2 separate regions of the Homo sapiens genome follow, and region 2 is linked to region 1. Evidence: read pairs that join two places in POLR2A ChIA-PET (ENCODE). Cell type or tissue: Panc1. All regions are shown on one strand. Links, peaks and the distances in the headings refer to the core of each region. The heading gives the core; the rest is flanking DNA.

Region 1 (6,362 bases), core at 807-5,806:
TCCCCTGGTATATGCCTGACATCAGAGGCTACTTTGAGGTGAGAAATTACAAAGTAGTCCTTAGAGAACAGGTGGAAGCCCAGGTTACAATAGGACCCTTCGCCAAGTTGTGTGTTATGCTAGAAGTCCCATTTAATTCCAAATGCTTTTGGATTAAGACCCGAGCTGGATTAAAATCCAGGTCACAGAGGGACTGTTTTCTCTCCTCTTTCCTGAAAGGTTCTGAACTAGAAACTCTGATAGTATTTATTGAGAACCTACTATATGCCGGGGCTATACCAGCTACATGCATGGCATCATTTGGTTCTATAAGAACATCTTTGAGACAAATATTAATATCTTGATTTTAGCGAAATTGAAATACATAGTTTACCTGTGGTCACATAGCTAGATAAGTGACAGAGCCAGGAACAGGACTTGGTGCTCCTGATCCTGAACTTCCTTGAAATGTGTTGAAGTTGTGGCCTTATTGTTTGTGAATCCCTTGAAGGAAATAAGGGAAATACTGAAATGAGACAGGACTTCGGAGCTATTTCCCCTGCCTCCTACCTCCTTAATTGGATTTACTGCCCAGCTGCCAAATGTTCTAGACACCAGCCTGTGAGCCTCTGCATAGGCTGGGAAGCTTCAAAGATGTGAACAGGGCAGACACTCCTCTTGCTCCTTTATTTGCATTGCCTCCTTACTGCTAGTCCATTCTTTAAGATTTTGATATTATCCATTTTGTAAATGCCAACTGTGGAGACAACCAAATATTATCTTTTTTTTTCTTTCTATTGAGCCCCAAAGATAGTGAAAAAATATCCAGCTTCCAAGAGAATGAAGAAGAATAATAGTGAATCTTTAAATTCATATTCTGGCTTCCAAGACAAATAGATTTTAGAGACAAGAATGTACGAATGCTTGTCTGTGAATGTTTTTATATATCATGTATAAATATATAAATTTTACATTTATAAATAAGGAAGTATGTTTGGGTGGATGGGTTTAATATGAAAGAGAAACAGTATGTGCAGCTCATATAACGCCCAAATCTTTATCATTAGGTCATATTTGAAAATATTGCATGCTGAGTACTTTTCACATTGGAAACATTTACTATATAGTTATCAGTGGCCCTTGTTATAATGACTCATATTATAACAGGAATCTGATTATACTGCAGGTCAGATTATATCCTAAAGATATATTTGTATAGAACAAGAATAAAAGCCAGGAATTCATGAGATGAATGATAATATTTTTTTCTCCTAGGTAAGATAGAGTACCTTTCTTATGCATAGTAGGCCCACAGATACTTGCAGAATTGAGTTTTAACTCTTTGGTGTCAGACTTATATATGCTTTAGCTATTTAGGGTGTAGTATGTGCTTAATTGAAGAAAAATGTAATCCTAAGTCTAATACCTGGACAATAGTAATGAGAACTAAATTACTTTTGACATTGAATTCTTAGAGCTTTAACCAAAACTGGCCTCATTTCTGTAATTAATCAGGAGTGATGGTAGGTCTTCAGGTACTGTCCTTGGCATAGGCATTTGCATCTGATAGAAGGTGATAGCAGTGGGCTAGGGGAGGTCCTCAAATGCTGGTGGGACCCCAAACCCTGCTGGTGTCTAGGCGCTTGACATCCTCACAAGAATGAATTCAAGTATGAGTTAGAAAATAGTGAAAGTGTGGAGATTTATTGCAAAGCAAAAAGTACACACTCAAGAAAGGGGAGTGTGGGCATGCTTGAGAGAGTCACACAAGGTGGTTTGGGGCTGCTACCTTTATGGATTTCTTTAACCAAGGGATGGAGTATTCACGGAGATTCCTGGAAGAAGCTGGAGATTTCTCAGAACTATGGTGCTACCCATTTTTACCTCAAATAACGATGTTCTGGAACTGTCATGGCACTGGTGGGTATATGATTGAATATGTGAATGAGCATAGAATAAGGTCCTAGGAGAAACCTGGATCAAATCCAGCACCATGTTGGACCCAGTTTGTCTTTGCCAGCTTGGCCCACACCCTGTTTTTCAGGGTCTTATCAGCCCCAAGCTTCTGCAGCTATTTCAGCAGTTTCCTTTTGCTTAGTCATGTGAAACTGCTGCCTAGAATTTTTTATTCTGCTGCAACCATCCTGCATTATTCTTGTCTAAAAACCATATAGACAGACCAAGCAAATGGATTATTATCCTAATAGCCATGGGAATGAAGACAAGGTAGCAACATGCCCCCGACAAACTTAGTTGTTATAGATAGGTCAGAAGAGCCTCAACCGATTTATCCAATCTTGAGGTGCAAAAGGTGTTATTCTGTGTTGATCTTGCTTTCTAAAACATGCAATGCCGCTCACAGCTCAAAGTCTCTTAAATCCCTTCCTCTTTTTCTCCCATCTTTGCGTGAGTGAATTTTTTTTTTTTCACATCATAGTAAAGTGAATTCTTTAACCTCTTTAACCAAAATGTCATTGGAATCTTCTGGTTTTATAATAATATTCATTATTATATTCTGGCATGCCTGTGCAGATAGGGTTTTGTTCAGTGAATAATTCCTTTTGAGCCACATATGGCAGAGAGAGTACCATACCAGGTACCAGGATACCAGGAAGGAGGACCAAAGAAGAGTCTTTGCCTTCGAGAAGATTGTTTTTAAAGCTTTTCATCTTTTTTAGTAAGTTGGGATTCCATTCATCTGCCTAAGAAGGATGAAAGGATTATCTTTGTTTTTATTGGCAGGAATGAGGGGTGAAGTAGGGGAGTTCAACATCTATTTTTTGCAAATAAAGTAATATGCTTTAGAGTAGCCAGATCCTTTGGGCTTTGATCACTGTTAGAGCATAGCCAAGCGTACTAACGCAATATGGAACCAGATGCTAGAAAGACATTTAAAAGGCCATGTATCTTAAGTAGTTTATGTAGCAGGATTTTTCCCCCTCTACCTCTTGAGCCAATAAATCCATTCTATCTAATTTGACCACCACTAATTAATTAGTTCAGATGTAAATTAAAGGAAGTTATTATTTGGCTGTTGAAAGATTTTTATGTATGACTACATCATTTTCTCATGTTTTGATGAATATTTAGAATCCCAATCTTATATTTTTTTTCCTTAAAAAATCTTGCTACAAATCTTGTAATAGCTGAAGTGCATGTTTTAGGAAGGCAGGGAGCACCTTTAGTTTAATGGTATGTGATGGTGGCAAGAATGTTAACCCAAAGCTTTGCTTATGGTGGGGGTGGGATTGGGGTCTAAGCCTGATGTCACTGAGCAAACACATACATGGCTTCAATGTACATGATGACAAATGAGTCTTAATTACATGAATACAGATAGTAAGCTTATACTGTGCGTGGTTTGTGACATGCCTGAAAACATGAGTGTATTGAGTAGATGAAGACTAAATCATTAACAGTCAACCATTGTGCTCCTTGAATTCTTTTTTCCTTAAAAAACAATTTTTTAAGGGGATTAACACATCTGGTTTTGTGTTGAAATATCTCTTAACGAAAATTTATGGTCTTGAAATAAAGACCAGGGTGAGAAAAAGGAGTCATCTATTTTTTCTTATTGGCTAATTTATTAATAGCCCCATGGAAGGACATATGACCATCTTACCTAAATTGATGTTTTCTTAGTTGTGTGGCAGTGTATATTTTTGAGCCCCGAGACTACCAAACAGAAAAAAATACATTTGGAAGTAAAAACCACCCTTTGGATATTTATATTAGTTCAGAGTCTTCTTTGCAAGAAGCAGAAACTGACTCTAACACATAGAGGAAAGGGTTGATCGAAAAGATGTTGAGAAAAGCACAGACTTGACAAGGAGCCTGGAGAACCAGGCTTGGAAAATGGGCAGGCATTCCTAAAATGTGGCTATACTCTGGCTCTGCCTTTGAAGCTGCGCCACCAGAAATACCATTTGGGGTTCTGGTCATGCTTTTTCTTCTCTTCCAAATGACATGGACCATAGCTAGCAATCTGCTGGCTCATAAAACTCTTATCTACTGGTTAAGGACCTCAACCAGTCCCCACTTCAGATTTCTAAACACTACGCTTCATCTCATTACCAAGGGGAACCTTGAAGTCTTCAACCTAGCTCTTGCTCTCAACTTTTTCTTAGTCTTTTTACTTTTTCCATTATATTCTTTGATATATTTGAGAAAATGGCTTGCTTTTAAAAAGTGTCTCCAAAGGTTTGGCAAAAAAAAAAAAAAAAAATGCTTCCTTCTGAAGTCAAAGAGGAAAAGTACTGAGGCCCTGTAGACTCTACAGTGGAACAGCCACTATGACATGAGTAATAAAATCCTCTGAGGGCTTTGAGGCACCAGCTCTCCCAGGCTGCTGGGAGGTGCACCTGGAATTCATCAGGATTTCGGATCAATTATAACTGTATTCTCATCTGCTTCTGTAATGACAGCATCTGGCTTTAGCAAAAAAGCCTGAGTTTGGTTATTAAAGGCTCAACTCCCTCCCACTTTTGACCTTCCAGTACAGAAAGATGGAGCCTTGTTGAATGAGTCACTCGAGGCCACCAGCACTCTTGTGCACAGCACTCTTGGCAGTAGTTGTTCTTTTTTCTGCCTGTTGCTAGAAGGCTTCCTAAGAAAGCTGATGTGTGGTTTAGCTACTGGGCATCTGAAGGCACTCGTGCTACACATTATTAAGTTGAACTAAGAAAGCCTGTCAAGTTTTATTTATAGTGGACCAAATTGGGCAGGAAGGAGAGTGAAGATTTTGGTGTGCTTCCAGCATCCCTCTGAGTTTAATCCCATGTAATCTAACCTCCCAAGCATTTGAGGGTATAGGATTGTAAATCTAGCATGAGACCATCCAGATAACTTCCTAAGTGGTAAAGTAAGGGTACTCACATTTTTCAGTCTCTCATTGAACTATAAGCAATGTATTCTCTCAAGTCTCAAACTGTAGGAGCCACAGCCGTAGAGCATGTATGTATTTCATGGTATCAGGCCAGAATTAGATTGATCTAATTAACCAAGATTCTTCTTGACTGGTCCTCCTCCTTAGCATTAGGAAGCAAAGTCCTAGTCTTAATGTGGTGTTAGTGCTGCTGAGTAACTTTTTTTGTCTGTTTATCAACTGTTGCAATTTTTTGCTGTGGATACGAAAGTACCCCACACTTCATTTTTTTAGGCTCCTGGCTTCTGTGGGTCAGGAAGCCAGGCTGGCATGGCAGGGATTGTCTCTTCTTTGTTTTGTCTGGGGCCTCATCAGGGAAGACCTGATTGACTGGGGATGCCAGTCCATCTGGAGGCTGTTTCACCCACATACCTAGTTTTTGAGCTATGATACCTCTCAAGGACTGGGCCCAGCTGGGACTATCAACCAGAGAGCCTCCATGTAGAACTCCACGTGGCTTGGGCTTCTCACAGCATAGCATCTGGCTTCTGAGGGAGAGTGCCCCAGGAAGGAGCATCTGAAGAGCCACCATTCAAAGAGCCAGAGGCTGCTGAGTGTCTTCTGAGCTGGTCTTAGAAGCCGTGTAGTGGTCACTTCTGCCATGTTATCTGGGTTCCCAGTGAGGCCCTGAGCCCAACCCGGATGCAAGGGGAAGGCAATGGCTTCTCTTCTTGATGATTGGCCGTCGGGTTACTGTGCAGAACATGTGGGGTGGGAGAGAGAGCTGTGGGCTCATACCATTGTAGTCTGTATACCTCAGTAAGTCTCGTACCTCAGTAACTGTATGAGATTTACCAAAATGTTTATTGTTATTCGTCTTTCATTTTCTCCCTCTTCTTTACTCAATCCAATACTTGGTTTTTCCTTTTGACTGAAAACTTTATAAACTTTTTGATTGGAGATAAAAAAGATAGTTTTTAATTCTTTCATGTGAATCTACTATGGGCAAATGATATTGTGAGAGCCTTCCCTAGAGAAAGGAGCCATTTTCATAGGATGTCCAAGTTTATTTTCTGGTAATGAACTAGTTATTTCTTTACCATTAGTGTCTTTAACATCTGGTTAAGGGAATGAAGGCTGGTATCCTCCTGATTGTTAAGGGATGAGTCATACTCACTTACTGAAAAAAATGTGAGTGCTTTCTATGTGTCAGAAACATTGATAAATATTGGAATATGAAAATGAATCAGACATATGCCCTGCCTTTAAAAGAGAGCCTCCCAGGCTAGTTGAGGAAGCAGATAAATACTTCGACAGTTGTAATACCAGGCTTTATAAAGGTAATTGCAAGATGCTCTGCAAAGAAGAGGAACAGCTGACCAAGACAAAGTAGGGCTGGAGGCAGATGGGGAAAGAGCTCTCAAGGAGGCTCCTTATAGGAGAGGGTGCCTGAACAGAGTTTAGGGTGAACAAGGTTAACCAGGTGTATTCCTTTCCCATTGCTGCTGTAACAAATGAC
Region 2 (6,362 bases), core at 547-5,546, 61 kb after region 1:
TGCTGAAGACTGTGCCCTTTACTGCTCGCACCGCCAAGCGTGGCTCTCGGTTTTTCTGCGAACCTGTTCTCACTGAGGAATACCATTACTAAACTATTACTCTTTCTCACCTGATGCTCTTAAAAGGTTGCTACAGGTTTTTTGATGTCTTATGTCCCCCTCTGTGTGTCTGTCAGGGCCCACCAACATGCTAGCATGGAATTGCCATCTCCATCATGTTATATTTTGTGTTGTTCTCATGCTGCATGGTTTTGCATTTCAATTATTATTGCTCACTCACTGGCCACTTTCAATACATGTATGTATTCACATTGCTGTAACAGTCTGGGTGTGTTTGACAGCTGAATTCATAGAATTGTTCACAGAAATTTTCAGAAAAATAGAGCAAAAATATTAAGAGCACTTCTTTGAGAATCAGTATTGGTACCAAGTAGATTGCTTATAAGATTTTTGAGCTAATGTCCTTCAACATATCCATTAATAACAATAACTGCTATACCTAACATGTATTAAGAACTTACTGTGTTCAGGTTGGATGCAGTGGCACACGCCTGTAATTCCAGTACTTTGAGAGGCTGAGGCAAAAGGATCACTTGAGCCCAGGAGTTTGAGACCAGCCTGGGTAACATAGGGAAGCCCCATCTTTACAAAAATCAGCTGGGCATGGTGGTGCACACTTGTAGTCCCAGCTACCCGGGAGGCTGAGGTGGGAGCATTGCTTGAGCCCAGGAGGTGGAGGTTGCAGTGAGTGGAGATCCCACCAATGCACTCCAGCCTCGGCAACAGAGTGAGACCCTGTCTCAAAAAAACAAAAACAAAAAACAAAACATACTGTTCTAAGTAGGTTTACAGATATTAACCTAGCCCTTTTATCCTATACCCAGTTAATATGCTTTGATAGCATAATCACCTGCCATATGAAAGTGCTCAGGAATGCGAAGTGCTCTAAAGTGCAAAATGACTTGCAGAAGGAACTGTGAACTATGCACAGCTGCAAATCAGGCCTTTCTTAACTCTCTTATACGTCCATAGCATGATGGAACTCGTAATATGAGCTTAACACAGGGAGCCCTTTTAACCTAGCTTGTATATGTAGATATAGGCAATCCATAGCTTTATGTCACCCTACTTTAGTAGGCCACCTCTATTCCTTCTGAATGTCATGCCCATGTTCAACTATCAGTAATTCCATGTTGGAGCAAAGCTGTGAGGCAGGACATGAATACAAAGGCTTAGGTCCTCCCACTGTCTTATCTCATTCACGCATCTTCACCGGTAGCTCTGTTCCATGTCAAACCCAGGCTATTTCTTCTGTGATCAGATCATATCTTGACCTGCTTCTTTGGTCAGGATGATGGCACCAGAAATACTAACAGCAAATATCATTGGAAAATGCCACTGTTTTTAAATTGGGGGGGAAAAAAGGGTCAAACTTTTCAAAGTAACCTCCTGGGCACAGTTTTTGATGCCTAATAAGAAACGAACTTCTCTCCAGTGTCTAGTTGATTAGAAAAGAGACAAGGGAAACACATACTCTAATTGGACGTAGCCATTGACTCCTGTGCTGAGATTGACATGGAATTGGGTATGTGTTTATTTTGTGGCATAACTATTCTATGAATTGCACTTATGTATGTTCTTCTATCTCTGATATCAAAGGACATAGAGTGTCATTGCCTGCTCTGCAGTGTACTTACCCACCAGTGCTTATTAACAGGCTAGAAAACTGTCATCTGCTTGGCTGATGTTTGCTGTCAGTTTTGCTGTTGGACTATATCTATCTTTCTGGAGCCAATCTTCAAAGCAGCTTGGAACTGGGTGGTCAGAGAGCTGGGTGGGAAGATGCACTCATCCTTCCCTTATTTGATCTAACATTTCTTGTAGTAATGGCTTCTCATTCTCTTCCTCTGTTGGCTAACATGCCTGGGAATGTTGAGCACTAAGTTGAGTTGCTTTCCATTTTCATCCCATTTTTTCTTAACCATCATTTTGTGTTTTTGTTTTTTTCTGTTTAGCCTTAAAGAAGAATAATATCACTAAATTTCCAAATGTTCACTCGAGGGTAAGGATTTCTTCTAGCACACCGGTGGTGGAGGATACACAGAGCTGGCAAGCATCACTTTTTACTTAGCTTCCTCCTCTCTCTGTATGCAGATCAATGGTTTTCAATCTATGGCTGAGGGTAATACTGGTGAGAATCTGACCAGGGAGTTTTTGTACCTCACATTCCAATGATGCAGGGATTGAGCCTCTCTGTTGGACTCTTTCTCGGCCTGCTTTTAAGTTCTAAGTGTGATGGCTTGGGCAAGGGTATTTGCTGATGATTGTATTTGCTTTGAGTGTTGGGCTGTCCTTCCCTTACCCCTGTCTTGGCCTTTGAGTTACTCAGTTAAACCCATTTTGATCTGAAGCGACTGAAAGCAGGTCCTGGCCAGGTAACATTACAGCCTTTGAAGGATTAAGATCTTTAGAACTAATTGCTCAGAGGATGAAGAACCACAAAGCTGCATATGAGGCAAAAGTGTAATTCTGGCCTTTCATTACCAGTGTGGGCTAGGAAGCAGAGGCTTGAGAGGATTGGGGTATGCAAAACTATTTTTTCCTTAAATTTAAGAGTAGAGGCTGGGCATAGTGGCTCACACCTGTAATCTGTAATCCCAGCACTCTGGGAGGCCGAGGTGGGCAAATCTGTTGAGTTCAAGATCACCCTGGGCAATGAAGCAAAATCCCCATCTCTACAAAAAAAAAAAAACAAACAAACAAAGTTAGCCAGGCATGGTGGCAAATGCCTGTAGCCCAGCTACCTGGGACGCTGAGATGTGTGGATCCCTTGAGCCCAGGAGGTGGATGCTGCAGTGAGCAGAGATCACCACTACACTCGAGCCTCAGTGACAGAGACTGTCCTCCCCTCACAACCCCCGCCCACCCCCCCAGAAAAGAGTAGGGCAGGGTCACACAAATTCCAATGAGTCAAGGAGCCAGGAAGGTAACAGGCCTGGTAGGAACTGTGCTGAACCTAGAGCACAGATCTTAGCTCCAACTTCTTTTTGCTGTGTAGGAACTGGGGCCCGGTTTTGCCAGATCTTCCAGTTTTTCAAAAGAAGCCAGAAACCCTGGTCTTTATGTTAATTACCAATTTAAACACCAGGAAACTGTACATGTGCGGGGGGTGGGGGGGCACAGTGGAGCAAACATTCTGTGGGTCAAATGTGGTCCATCAGCTGCATTTTCAACTTGTTGAGTAGATAAAGGGATACAAAAGATTCAATTTGGTTTAATTCTGTTATTTGTTTGTATTTCCCTTTCTAAAGATAGCATGTATTCTAGCAGAAGTCAACAATACTAAGTTAATGAAAGGGAAGTAAATACTAATTAAACAGGAAAAGTATAAAGCCTGCTTTACTTTTTTCACTATGCCCTGACTTCATCAAAGGGAGGCTGCATAGCCTAGCCTGCTGGCTAGCTACCTGACTTACTCAAGAAAGCATGCCTTCATACTGAGTTCTTGTATAAAATTCCTCTGCTCCTCCCACTTCATCCTGACAGAGCAATGCCTATTTGGACTGGTATGCAGTGATTGACTCATTCATTTAACAAGGATTTTCTTATGCAGGAGGGCCCACACAACTACTTCTTGCTGACGTAACATAAAAAATATTGGGTGGTAGAGCTCGGTAGTCCCCACTTCTCAGGAGGCTGAGGTGGGAGAATCGCTTGAGACTGGTTCAAGTCTGGCCTGGACAACATAACAAGACCCCATTTCTTAAAAAAAATAGGTGGCAGAAAAGGATGCCAGGGAATAGATTATTATTTTGGTTTAGATTTAATGGTTAATTGAACATCATTTTGTTTAAAATTTACAAAATAATAAACTCAGCTAGCTTAATGGAATGAAAATAATAGAGCCCTTATCTGCAAACTGAAGGTCTTTAGGTTCTTGTTAAAACTGCGAGGAAAAGATGGGACAGGACAGTCTGCTTTATTAATTTTGCAGTTTAAAATTTATTGCAGTTACTATTTATTCATTCAGGCTTCCAGAATAAAAACAAAACAAAAAAATTAAGCTACAGCTGCTTCTAATTTAAGAAACATTTCAAAATAAGACTTCAGCTAGACTCTGGCCAGTGACAGAAATAATCTATGTATTTTTCTCTCAAAGTCCTAGAATCCTACCAGTATTACATCCTGTTTTGTTTGATTGTAAATATTGAAGGCAAATGTTTTATGTCTTTGATTCAATGCTCAGTGAGTTTGAAGGGCCCATTAGCTGACTTTTCTACACAAGCTGCTTTGATTGGCTGCCAGCTGGCCTTTGTCCTGCTTAGACACATGCTATTAAAGGTTGCTATTCTCTCACTGGCACTCTCCCCTTTACAGATCTTAGAAACCAACCATACAGACGAGCCGATGCGGTGAGGAGAAGCGTCAGGCGGCGCTTTGATGATCAGAACTTGCGTTCTGTTAATGGTGCCGAAATAACAATGTGAACCTGAGACTGGCCTGCATGAATACAGGGTGTGCGTGAATGAAACTGCCCACATGAACTTTATGTGCTACGATTTAACTGCAGCCTTGAACACACACAAAAATATTCTTAAGGGCTCAGATTTAGCAAACACGGAAGAATTTTAAAATGAGCTCTCCTTTCAACCCTTGTTAACAAGTGCCTAAAAATGGAAGTACCTGTTCAGATTAATCAAAGCAATAGGATTTGATTTGATTAGGTATCTTTTTACACCAGTATGTTATTTTTAACCAAAATGTAAAGTTCTTATTAAACTCATTACCTGCCATTGTGATTGTCCCATCATGGCCCACCTGGTTTCCTGATGTTGTAAATAACATCAATGCATCTGCTGTGGGTCCTTTGCTGAGATGTCTTCGAAGGAATTTTGTTTTAGCCATATCCATCAACTTTGTATTTTACTTGCAATTTGGAAGAAGGAAAGTCACATGATGAAACTCCTTTTGTCTATAACCAGGCCCTGGCAAAGTGCAAACAGGATGCAACTGCAGTGGCACAAAGGTCACTCAATCCTTTGTTTCCAGTTTCACATTCTACTACTTCTGCGCTAGAGAACGATGCTCTGTGAGAGGCATTCACTAGTATGAATGTGGGGATATAGTGTATAAGACTTATTTGCAGTACTGTGTTCTTCAGCTAGAGGCAGCTTTTTAAATAATGCAAGTGTATTTATTAGCATTAAAATTAACATCTCAGTAATCAGCATTAGCATTTCTGAGGACCATTATTAATTCTGAGAACAGAAATTGGTGCCTTGCAAGGAAGTTTACTAGCTCTATCAACAAGCATTCAAGGTTACATCTGCTAGCAGAGTAGTGTTAGGAACCTGGCCTTACTCTCCTCTGACAATCGCAATTTTTTCTTATTTTTTATAAATTCAAGAAGATACACTTGGCATCGTGTATCGAGGCTAAGTTTTTCATGCATTTCCCAGACTACTTATGGAGAATTGCAGTTTAAGTTGCTGAAAAGTATTAACATGGTATTAAGCTTAAATAATACGTAATGGGACTAGATGGCCCACTAAGCCACTGTTATTTTCCTTCCTCTCTGGCAGGGCACTTGATCCATTCCAAAGTCAAAAACTGGACTGAAGCTAAATTTGTACTTTTCATAATATACATTCTGCTTCTGGCTTATCTTCTTGGTACATCAATATATTAATTGTAAAGTTTATTGTATAGTATTTAACCGCTGAAGTTCCTATTTTATGTTGTGCTTATGTGAACCCCTTGGTGAAGGTCCCTTTTCCTTGGATGTGTAGTTATATGATCTTTTTAAATGTACAGATATTTTGCTATAAAATCGGTGCAGTTTTTTATGGTTTTTACACTTCTCTTTAATTCCCACCTAAGCCTCTGGGTAATATTGTAAATATTGTTTTAAAATGCATCAGCCTATGCTATACAATCTGAATGTTATTTTAACTTATAGTTTTTTTTAATATATATATTTAACTATAAGGACAGTTTAGGGAACAAGTTACCTACCACATTTCACTTTAGTGTACCTATTTACAGAAAGATTAAACTGCCACCTGCGGGCACATTCCCATAAATGTGTACTTTACTTTAAAAAGAACATGCCACGATTTTGTCTTTCTGTGGACTCAACATTCACTTCGATTAAAAATAGCAATTTGACCAAGTTGGACTTCCACTACAAAGCAGCTGTTTTCCAAAGTTCAATGCTGACATATATGTATATTAAAATAATTGCCTATTTATTAATCTACAAATAGACAACGTTGGCATGTTCTTTTCTGTTTGTCTATTAATGGGCCTGCTTCTTAGCAATATTAGAATGTTTTATAAAAGCAATTCATGTTACTTTTCTG

The links. Peaks named below come from ENCODE experiments on the same cell type or tissue, not always from the same donor. Only the 100,000 strongest peaks of a DNase experiment are listed, where the experiment ranks them.
Region 2: POLR2A ChIA-PET joins it to region 1 with 10 read pairs; 3 of 35 experiments call an interaction of 5 or more read pairs at or near these places.

Annotation. Positions count from the first base shown.
Region 1 is chr2:152,581,735-152,588,096 of GRCh38, forward strand. All of the region lies in intron 9 of FMNL2 (formin like 2), which reads left to right. Among named protein-coding and RNA genes, the nearest start is that of PRPF40A, 130 kb to the right of the region's middle. In Panc1, for the core only: no CTCF peak of the experiment used is centred there; no DNase peak of the experiment used is centred there.
Region 2 is chr2:152,643,419-152,649,780 of GRCh38, forward strand. It overlaps FMNL2 (formin like 2), which reads left to right. Exons shown (of 26, transcript NM_052905.4): 26 at 4,378-6,362. The coding sequence ends at 4,487. Among named protein-coding and RNA genes, the nearest start is that of PRPF40A, 71 kb to the right of the region's middle. RefSeq lists an enhancer at 2,194-3,393. In Panc1, for the core only: CTCF peaks have their summits at 5,181 and 5,390; a DNase peak (open chromatin) is centred at 3,573.